Regions from separate parts of the Homo sapiens genome. Here region 2 is linked to region 1. Evidence: read pairs that join two places in POLR2A ChIA-PET (ENCODE). Cell type or tissue: OCI-LY7. All regions are shown on one strand. Links, peaks and the distances in the headings refer to the core of each region. The heading gives the core; the rest is flanking DNA.

Region 1 (5,384 bases), core at 71-5,070:
GAATATAGCACACCGAAGAGTTTTTACTCCTTATCTAATTTGCCAGTCTGTGTCTTTTAATTGAGGCATTTAGCCCATTTACATTTAAGGTTAGTATTTTTATGTGTGAATTTGATCCTGTCATTATGATGCCATTTGGTTATTTTGCTCACTAGTTGATGCAGTTTCTTGGTAGTGTCATTGGTCTTTATATTTTGGTGTGTTTTTGCAGTGGCTGGTACCGGTTTTTGCTTTCCATATTTAGTGCTTCTTTCAGGAGCTCTTGCAGGGCAGGCCTGGTGGTAACGGAATCCCTCAGCATTTGCCTGTCTGGAAAGGATTTTATTTCTCCTTCACTTATGAAGCTTAGTTTGGGTGGATATGAAATTCTAGGTTGAAAACTTTTTTTTTAAGAATGTTGAATATTGGCCCCCAATCTCTTCTGGCTTGCAGAGTTTCTTCTGAGAGGTCCACTCTTAGTCTGAAGGGCTTCCCTTTGTAGATGACCTGGCCTTTCTCTCTGGCTGCCTTTAACAGTTTTTCCTACATTTTGACCTTGGAGAATCTGATGATCATGTGTCTTGGGGTTGATCTTCTTGTGGAGTATCTTAATGGTGTTCTCTGTATTTCCGGAATTTGCATGTGGGCCTGTCTTGCTAGGTTGGGAAAGTTCTCTTGTGTTTTCCAGCTTGTTTCCATTCTCCCCGTCTCCTTCTGGTACTCCAATCAGTCGTAGGTTCCGTCTTTTTTATGAAGTCCCATATTTCTTGGAGACTTTGTTCATTCCTTTTCATTCTTTTTTCTCTATTCTTGTCTGCATGTCTTATTTCAGTAAGGTGGTCTTCAAACTCTGATACCCTTTCCTACGCTTGGTTGATTTGGCTATTGGTACTTGTGTATACTTTACAAAGTTCTTGTGCTGTGTTTTTCACCTCCATCAGGTCATTTATGTTTCTCTCTAAACTGGTTATTCTAGTTAGCATTTCCTCTAACTTTTTATCAAAGTTCTTAGCTTCTTTACACTGGGTTAGAACATGCTCCTTTAGCTCACTGTAGTTTTTTATTACCCATCTTCCAAAGCCTACTTCTGTCAATTAATCCATCTGATCCTTTGTCCAGTTCTGCACCCTTGATGGAGACACATAGCAACCATCAGAGGAGAAGAGGCACTCTGGCCTTTTGGGCTTTCAGCATTTTTTCATTGATTCTTTCTTATCTTTGTGAGTGTGTCTAGTTTCAGCCTTTGAGGCTGCTGGCCCTTGGACGGGGTTTTTGTAGGCACCTTTTCGTTGTTGTTGCTGCTGTTGATACCATTGTTGTCATTTTCTGCTTTTCTTTCGATAGTCACGTCCCCCTTCTGTAGGGCTGCTGCAGTTTGCTGGGGGTTCACTTCAGACCCTAATTATCTGATTTTCTCCCATGCCTGAAGTTGTCACTCAAGGAGGCTGGAGAGCAGCAAAGATGGGTGCCCGCTCTTTCTTCTGGGACCTCTGATCTCAAGATGCACCAACCTGATGCCAGTAGGATCACTCCTGTATAGGGTGTCTGACAAATGGAGGGTCTCACCCAGTTGGGTGGCATGGGGAGCAGGACCTGTTTAACAAAGCACTTTGTCCCTTGCTGGAGAGGGTGTGTTTCGCTGGGGAGAAACCCACTCATCTGGGCTGCCCAGATTCCTCAGAACTACCAGGGGGAGAGGCTAATCTGCTGGTCCACAGAGACTGCAACCACCCCTCCCACTAGGGGCTCAGGCCCAGGGGGATCCGAATTCTGTCCCTGAGCTCTGGCTGTAGTTACTGGAGATCCTGCAGGGAAACTCCACCCACTGAGGAAGAATGGGTTCATGTTAGGCCTGAAGTGATGCTGCAGACTGCAACAGCCAGTGTATTGGGCTGTGAGGACAAATCTTGGGACCAAGCCATCCAGCCCCCCTGGCTCCAGCAGGGGAAAAGCACGGCCTGGAGCTATCAAAATGGGTGCCGCCCTTCCCCTGCCCAGGAAGCTTAGTGTGTTAGGCAGTTGCAAGTCCCAGTGCTGACTGCTGCCCCTCCCCAAGGAGTTCAAACTGCTTAGACAGCAGGCAGCTCCAGCTGGTGCTCGCCATCCCTCCCCCCGGGAGTTCAGTAAGGCTTAGGCAGATTCCAGCTGAGAGGCTGTAAGCATCTGTGCATTCCAGGGTTGGGACACTGGGCCCTGGTGGCATGGGTTTACAAGTGGGATCTTCCAATCCATCAGTTGCACAGTTCCATGGAAAAAGCACAGTTTCCCTGGATGGGTATCACGCTTACTCATGGCCTCCCTTGGCTGTGGGGAGGGGGATCCCCTTTCCCATGTGGCTCTCAGGTGGGCCACCACACCTCACTGCTCTTCCTTCTCTCCATGGGTCACGCTAGCCTTCTAGTCAATTTTGATGAGAGAACCTGGACACCTTGGTGAAGGATTCACATGCTTATTATGGAATCTCCGAACACTGCTGCTTCCAGTTGGTCCAGCAAACATTTTTGCAATAAGAACGATTATAAACATAAGCAAAACAAAGGTTCCCCCCAACCCTTTCTCCTATAACTTTTCTCCAGATCTCAAAAGGAATACTTAAATCTAGCAAAACTCAGATTCATCCAAATTAATTTTACTCCAAAGGGACATAAGTTCAATTAAGCAAGTGATTATTAGGACTTGTTGTGCTGTGGGTCACTGGGGAAAATTACTAAAGTTGAGCGATAAAAGGAATGTTCTGACTTCAGGTTGGCCTGGAATTTTAAAATTCCATTCCCAAGAAACTCAGCGCTGCATTCTTACTGAACTATTTACTGAATCAATATGGCTGGTTAATATTTTCCTTAGTAAGGAGAAATTCAATACTGAAAAAAATCCACTCAGAAGACTTTAATTGAAATGAGGTGGACAAAGTTAGATCACAATCCACAGGAACATGGAGGAGAGCTATGCAAATCAGCCTGAGGTTTTCAGAATGTGTTCCTAGATGAGAAAACGTCTCATGAACTGAGTTCTTTACGACGGGGTAAGGCAATGTTGGATAGGAGAAAGACTACTTTATACTAAGAAAATAAAAATAGCAAGGAAGGGTGACATAAATAGCCTGGCATTTTTGAAAAACCATGTTATTCAGTAAGAAGGTACTCAAAAGATAAGTAAGACTTAGCTAGGGAAAATGTGGAGGGAAGAGCATTTTAGGCAAGAAAAACAGAGTGTGGGAAGACCCTGGGGAAAGAAGGAACCAGGCACATTCGCAGACCTGAAAGAGGCCATTGTGGTGGGAGCACACTGAGCATGGTTGGGAGCAAGCTGAGGTCAGAGTGAATAACGAGGAGGGGCTCACCCACGCAGGGTCTCATGGGCATGTTAAAGATTGTATTTTGTCCTTAGTTCACAGAGATGCTATCTGGGTTGTACAGAGGAGTGATATTTTGAAGTGATTTTACTGGATACTATGTGGAAAATGAATTATGAGAAGGCAAGAATGACCACAGAAAGAACAATAGCAAGAATTTTCATTTGCCCCAGGAAGATATGATCATGATTTAGGCCAAGTTTGTGGTCTAGAGCTTGAAGGAAGATAAATGAATATGAATGATAAAATATAAGAGAACTTGAGTAATGGCTTGAATAAAAAGGATAAATTTATTCTATAGTTGTGGGAGATATTTGGGGAATTTTAAGATTTTAAGCAAGGATGTAGCTTTATCTGACTGTTTAAAAACAGCGTGGAAGACTGGAAGAAGAAAGGTAGTTTGGAATCAACAAAATCAGTCAATGAGAAAGAGAAAGAGGTTGTAATGATAGAAAATCTGTCGAAGAAGAAAACCCAGTGCCTAGTGACTCACTACAATTAGTGCCAATGGAGAATGGAATCTAGAATGAACAGATCTTTGTCTTGAGTTACTAGATGGAGAGTTGTGACTTTTACTGATGTAGAAACTACAAGAGGAGACAGAAAGTTGGGGGAATAAACAAACACATTTACCTTAACATGTGCTGAGTGTGTGGTGCCTGTGGGATATCCAAGGGGTTATATAGAGGGCTTTGGGGCTTGGGAGGAAAGTCTAGACATGCCAAAGAGAATCACAGTTACCAATGTATAGGTGGTATTTGAAGTCATACATTTGGATAATTGCTCAGTAAGAATATTTTGAACAGTTAAGATTCTAAACCCCTTCTCTCTCTGTTGTTGTTGTTGTTGTTGTTTTGAATATACTAGAAGCATAAGGCATATGTCCCTCACCACCAGTCCTTTCCTCCTCGATGATTTTGATCATGGCACCATGTTCATTCAAGGGAATGTAAGAGAGGGCAAAGGCAATAACCAAACAAAATAAAGCCCATATAATTTTTTATAGTCTTCATCTCACTCCCGAATTACTGAAAGCTACCAATATACGTTATTAAATATATGCATACCTGAGAAAACCAAAAATTGTCTAAAATAGTGGCCACCACACAGTAGGCTCTCAAAAAACATATGTTGAAAGTTTTCCATTGACCAGAACAACAGAAGACACTAAATGAAATTGACATAGAAAATAGCTGAAAAGAAAGAAGGCACACTAGGAAAGATGATGCTAAGGAGGCCCAAAGAAGAGATTAAAAACTCAAGAAAAAAATGTCAAAAATCTATGAGTGCATTTATCACACTCAATTTCATTTACTTCTCTCTTCTCTAGTTTAACAGATCTTAGGCTTTCATTCACCAAAATGCATAAGAATCACTTGGACAACTATTTCTGAGCTGCAAGGTAAGCAGGATGAACTGCAGGTTTGCCCTACAAGTCAGTCTTCTATTATTGCTACCGCTTTATCTATCACTCAAAACAAGTGTTAGAATGCCAGTGAATGAAAATGATTTCATTTTAGGGATTAATTATTGATAATAGCAAACCATCCCCTAACTCTTCTTAAAAGACAAATATTAGTAACAAATTATGTAAGACAAATCCCACAAATGATCACAATATCACATAATACGTAACTGTGGGGAGATGAGATTGAGAGTTGCTGAACTGGACTGTGAGCTCCTTTGAAGTTTTGCATTCTCAGCACCTGGCATATGGTAGGCACTCAATAAATGTTCAGTGACATAGAGCAAATTGAATTTCCAAACTGGGGAGCCATGGTTTTCTCTTCCTTTTGTCTTTATGAATGCTGATGGCATGTCTTGCCTTTGGCTGGCTACTACCTACTCATTCTCAAAGACTGTGTTTAGGTATTATTTCCAAAACCTTCCCTCAGCCTCCCACTCCTCTTCTACTCCCCTGCACTACACCCCCCACCACCACCATCTTTGGGCTGCATTAGATGCCCCTTGTTCACACAGCTGAAGCAATTGTGCATCCATCCTTTATGACACTGGCAATATCTGGAGACATTTTTGATTGTCAAAACTTGGG
Region 2 (5,384 bases), core at 198-5,197, 500 kb after region 1:
CCTAAAGCTGCCTCCTCACATATTTTAAGTTCAGCCTAAAGAGGTCTCCATTAGCGTGAACTGTAACCTAACTAGATGTGTAAACAGACTGCAACCTACTCTTGTGCCAATCACCAAGTTTTGGCCAAAGGCAGCCAACTCTTCAAACCAGGCAAATGCTGAGCTGTAACCAATTCAGCTGTTTGTGTACCTCACTTCTGTTTTCTGTATGTCACTTTTCTTTCTCTGTCTATACATCATCTTCTACCACATGGCTATGCTGGAGTCTCTCTGAGCCTACTCTGGTCCGGGAGGCTGCCTGATCCATGACATGCTCTTTGCTCAATTATACTGTTAAATTTAATTTGTCTGAGGTTTTTCTTTTAATATGAGACAGCATCTGATATTACCCGTGCCGTCACTCCCAGCAGCTCAGGGAGTCAGGCCTCACCTCTTTTACGTCATTTCTGAACCCCAATCAAAGCCTCCCAAAGGAATGTTTTGGCAGCCTGAAGACATAGCTAATCCCCTTATAAATAGCTGTTCTTCTAAATTACCAGAAAATTGAATGGATTATAACACAATAGAGCTGTAAAAGTTAGTGCCTCCAAAATAAACCTCAACTATGCTTCTCTTGTGATTATTTAATCTCCTTCAGTCAATCATGTTAATTATGTTATCTACGCCAAACTGTGGATAAAACAGGAAGGATATACAGAGATTCTTCTACAAATTAAAACCTTCATGAGCTCTATTTACAGAAACATGGATATTTAGGGAACTTCAAAATCACTGGGTAGCAGCTAACATTAGTCTTCCAGGTTCATTCGTGGCCATTATCATGGCTTGATCCTCTCAGCAATCATCAGAGGAAGCAGTCAGGGAACAGTGGAAGGAGAAGTATAAAATGAAGCAAGAAATAAGTTTGAGTCCAGATTCTTTACCTTGTTATCTGATAAACAGTTATTTAATCTATCTGGACCTCAATTTCCTTACCTATAAAATGTGGGTGATGAGGCCCGGCGCAGTGGCTCACACCTGTAATCCCAGCACTTTGGGAGGGAGGCCGAGGCAGGTGGATCACGAGGTCAGGAGTTCGAGACCAACCTGGTCAATATGGTGAAACCCTGTCTCTACTAAAAAATACAAAAATTAGCCAGATGTGGCAGCACGCACCTGTAGTCCCAGCTACTTGGGTGGCTGAAGCAGGAGAATCACTGGAACCCAGGAGGCAGAGGTTGCAGTGAGCCGAGATCGCACCACTGTACTCCAGCCTGGCAACAAGCACAAGACTCTGTCTCAAAAAAAAAAAAAAAAAGAAAAAAAGTGTGAATGATGACAGCTACTTTCATTTGCTGAAAGATTAAATGAAATGAATATGTAAAAGCACCTAGCTGGGCATCTGACTTACATTTTCTTTTAAAAAAATTTATTTTAAGTTCATGGGTACATGTGCAGGATGTACAGGTTTGTTTGTTACACAAGTAAGCATGCGTCATAAGGTTTTGTTGTACAAATTATTTCATCACTCAGGTATTAAGCCTAGTATCCATTAGTTATTTTCCCTGATCCTCTCCCTCCTCCTACTTTGCACCCTCCGGTAAGCCCCCGCATGTGTTGTTCCCCTCGATGTGTCCATGTGTTCCCATAATTTAGCTTCCACTTATAAATGAGAACATGCGGTATTTGGTTTTCTGTTCCTGCATTAGTTTGCTAAGGATAATGGTCTGTTATTAAAAGATCAAAAAATAATAGATACTGGTGAAGTTGTGGAGAAAAGGGAACACTTTTGCACTGTTGGTGGGAGTATTAGTTCAACCCTTGTGGAAGACAGTGTGGCAATTCCTCAAAGACCTAGAGACAGAAATACCATTCGACACAGCAATCCCATTACTGAGTATACACCCAAAGGAATATAAATCATCTATTATAAAGACACATGCAGGTCAGGCACGGTGGCTCATGCCTGTAATCCCAACACTTTGGGAGGCCAAAGCAGGCAGATCATGAGGTCAGGAGATCCAGACCATCTTGGCTAACCCGGTGAAACCCTGTCTCTACTAAAAATACAAAAAATTACCCAAGCGTGGTGGCACATGCCTGTAGTCCCAGCTACTCAGAAGGCTGAGGCAGGAGAATCACTTGAACCAGGAGGTGGAGGTTGTAGTGAGCCGAGATTGCGTCACTGCACTCCAGCCTTGGTGACAGAGCGAGATGCCATCTCAAAAAAAAAAAAAAAAAAAAAAAGACACATGCACACATAAGTTCATTGCAGCACTATTCACAATAGCAAAGACATGGAATCAACCTAAACGCCCATCAATAATAGACTGAATAAAGAAAATGTGTATATATACACCATGGAATACTATACAGCCATAAAAAGCAGTGAGATCATGTCCTTTGCAGGGACATGGAAGGGGCTGACTTACATTTTCTCTTCATGCAAAACCAATGGGGATTTTTTGTCTTGACAAAGTAATTCTAAAATAGAACAAGTTTGCGGAACGAGCCAGTAAAGAATTTTAAAGAAAAATAATGGAAGACTACCATGGCCCCAATTCTCTAATCCACCCTGCATTCACCTTTTCTGCAATATGACTCCACAGCTCCTTCCATGAGAAGGTGGAGTATATTTCTCAGGCCCTCAGGGCTGAAGTTAGCCATGTGATTTGTTTTGACCAATGAGACATTAGAAAACTTGCTGCAAGCAGAGGCTTCACAAAGTGCTTGTGCATTTGCTTCCTGTTTTGCCTTCTGCACTTCACTGTGTGAACATGTCTGGGCTAGCCCACTAAAGGATGAAACATATAGGACCCAGTCGCACACATCACCCCAGCCCACAGCCAGCAGACCACCAGACATGAAAATGAGTGCAGCTAAAACTATAAAAAGTACTCAGCTTAAATCACAACTACAGATTCATGAGCTAAATAAATGTTTGTTTTAAGCCATACTTCCTTAGTGTGGTTTCCATGAGGAAAATAATTCCTATAGAAAAATCATTTGTGTCTATTTTCTCAATTCTCCCAAGATAGTACATAGTTAATTCATTATATATAATAAATGCCTTACAGCATTAGATTTTAACTATCTCCTGGAACCCTGTTAGCTATTGCATTTTGGGTGGTTGTTATGAAGCATAATTATAGCCAGAGATAACTGATATAATCATACATTAAAATGCTTTATAAAGCCACCATTATTAAAATGATGCATCACCACAATGACAGATAAATAAAAGAAAATTAAATTTTAAAAAAATCTGTGGCTGGATGTGGTGGCTTACATTGGGAGGCCAAAGTAGGAGGATCCCTTGAGGCTCCAAGTTCAAGACCAGCCTGGCAACATAGGAAGATCCCATCTCTACAAAAAATGAAAAAATTAGCTGGGTACGGTGGCATGTGCCTATAGTCCATCATCTCAGGAGGCTGACATGAAGGATCACTTGAGCTCCTTGCAGTGTTTATGCCACTGTACTCCAGCGTGGATGACAGAGCAAGACCCTGTCTCAGAAAAAAAAAAAATATATATATATCTATATATATATATATAAAGAAGAAAGAAAACAGCTCCCCTGTACAGAGACTGGGGGTGAGGCTCAGAACAATGAGAGACCCCCCCCAAAAAATATTTTTTAAACAAGGGGCATTTTAAGTCTTTGGAGGAATGATGGAGCATTCAATAAAATAATAAAGTATTTTGGGACAAGTGGCTACTATATGGAGAACAAAAGCTTCACTACCTGTCATCTTGCCCTCAAATCCATTCCAGATAGTTAAAAATTTAATATTTTCCAAAGAAAGAGCTATATCATTAAAAATACATAAAAATTTATATTTTCTTCAAGTGACAGAGGGCTTTTGAAGCATGATGCCAATAAAAGAAGCCATAATGGAATGATTGATAGATTTAACTATGTAAAATGTTTAAATATCAGTGCATATTAAAGGGCAAACAAAATTTTAATTTTGGCACAACATTTTTATATTTTGCTACAAAATTAAAAGGCAAACAAAAAAATTAAATTTGGGACCAGGCGCAGTGGCTCACACCTGTAATCCCAGCACTTTGGGAGGTCAAGGTGAGTGGACCCCCTGAGGTCAGGAGTTCGAGACCAGCCTGGCCAACATGGTGAAACCCCATCTCTACTAAAAATACAAAATTAGCTGGTGGTGGTCTTAGCTACTTGGGAGGCTGAGGCAGGAGAATCACTTGAACCTGGGAGGCAGAGGTTGCAGTGAGCCAAGATGGCACCAATGCACTCCAGCCTGGGTGACAGAGCAAGACACCATCACAAAAAAAAAAAAAAAAAAGGAATTTGGTAATAGCTATTACCTACATATATGTGTGTGTGTGTGTGTGTGTGTGTGTGTGTGTGTGTGTGTGTGTGTATGTGTGTATGTATATATGTATATATATGTGTGTGGGTATATATATATATATATATATATATACACACATATATATTCATAGCAAATATTTATTGAGCTTCTGCATGCCACAACCGTGTATCTGAAGGTAAAATAGAAAGCAAAAACAGGAGCCGTGGCTCATGCCAGTAATCCCAGCACTTCAGGAGGCTGAGGTGAGTGGATTACTTGAGGTCAGGAGACCAGCCTGGCCAGCATGGTAAAACCCCATCTCTACTAAAAATACAAAATTAGCCGGACATGGTGGTGCGCTCCTGTAATCCTAGCTACTCAAGAGGCTGAGGCAGGAGAATCTCTTGAACCAAGGAGGCGGAGGTTGCAGTGAGTCAAGATCGCACCACTGCCCTCCAGCCTGGGCTGCCCTCCAACCTGGGTGACACAGAGAGACTCCGTCTCAAAAAAAAAAAAAAAAGGCTGGAATATAGCAAGTGACTAAATACAGGAGAGCATTCCAGTAAGAGGAAACTACATGTGCAAAAGCCCAATGGTAGGAGGGAGTTTGATATATTTGAGGGACTGAAATAAGGCCAAAATCACAAAAGCGCTGAAAACAAATATGAGACTGGCTGAAGAGGAAAACAGGGGTCAGAAGTCACAAGCCTGGCCAGGTGCAGTGGCTCACGCCAGTAATTCCAGCACTTTGGGAGGCCAAGGCAGTAGTATCGCTTGAGCCCAAGAGTTCAAGATCAGCCTGGGCAACATGGCAAAACCCTGACACTACCAAAAAATACAGAAATTAGAGAGGCATGGTGGTGAGCACCTGTAGCACCATCTACTTGGGAGGCTGAGGTGGGAGGATGGCTTGAGCCTGAGAGGTGGAGGCTGCAGTGAGCCGAGATCACACCACTGGACTCCAGCCTGGGTAACAAAGACAAACCCTGACTCAAAAAAAAAAAAAAGAAGAAAGGTACTTGAAGGACTTTGATTTGCTGGCTGATATGATCAGATCTGAATTTTGTAAAACCTTTCTGA

Evidence for each region. ChIA-PET counts read pairs that join two places held together with the same protein. Peaks named below come from ENCODE experiments on the same cell type or tissue, not always from the same donor. Only the 100,000 strongest peaks of a DNase experiment are listed, where the experiment ranks them.
Region 2: POLR2A ChIA-PET joins it to region 1 with 6 read pairs; 2 of 35 experiments call an interaction of 5 or more read pairs at or near these places.

Annotation. Positions count from the first base shown.
Region 1 is chr1:199,446,067-199,451,450 of GRCh38, forward strand. It overlaps LOC105371680 (a long non-coding RNA gene), which reads left to right and starts at 2,913. Exons shown (of 5, transcript XR_922402.2): 1 at 2,913-3,001; 2 at 4,662-4,733. RefSeq lists an enhancer at 1,961-2,461. In OCI-LY7, for the core only: no CTCF peak of the experiment used is centred there; no DNase peak of the experiment used is centred there.
Region 2 is chr1:199,946,412-199,951,795 of GRCh38, forward strand. It overlaps LOC105371682 (a long non-coding RNA gene), which reads right to left. Exons shown (of 3, transcript XR_922404.1): 3 at 1,236-1,273. Among named protein-coding and RNA genes, the nearest start is that of NR5A2, 79 kb to the right of the region's middle. RefSeq lists an enhancer at 1,938-3,137. In OCI-LY7, for the core only: no CTCF peak of the experiment used is centred there; a DNase peak (open chromatin) is centred at 2,700.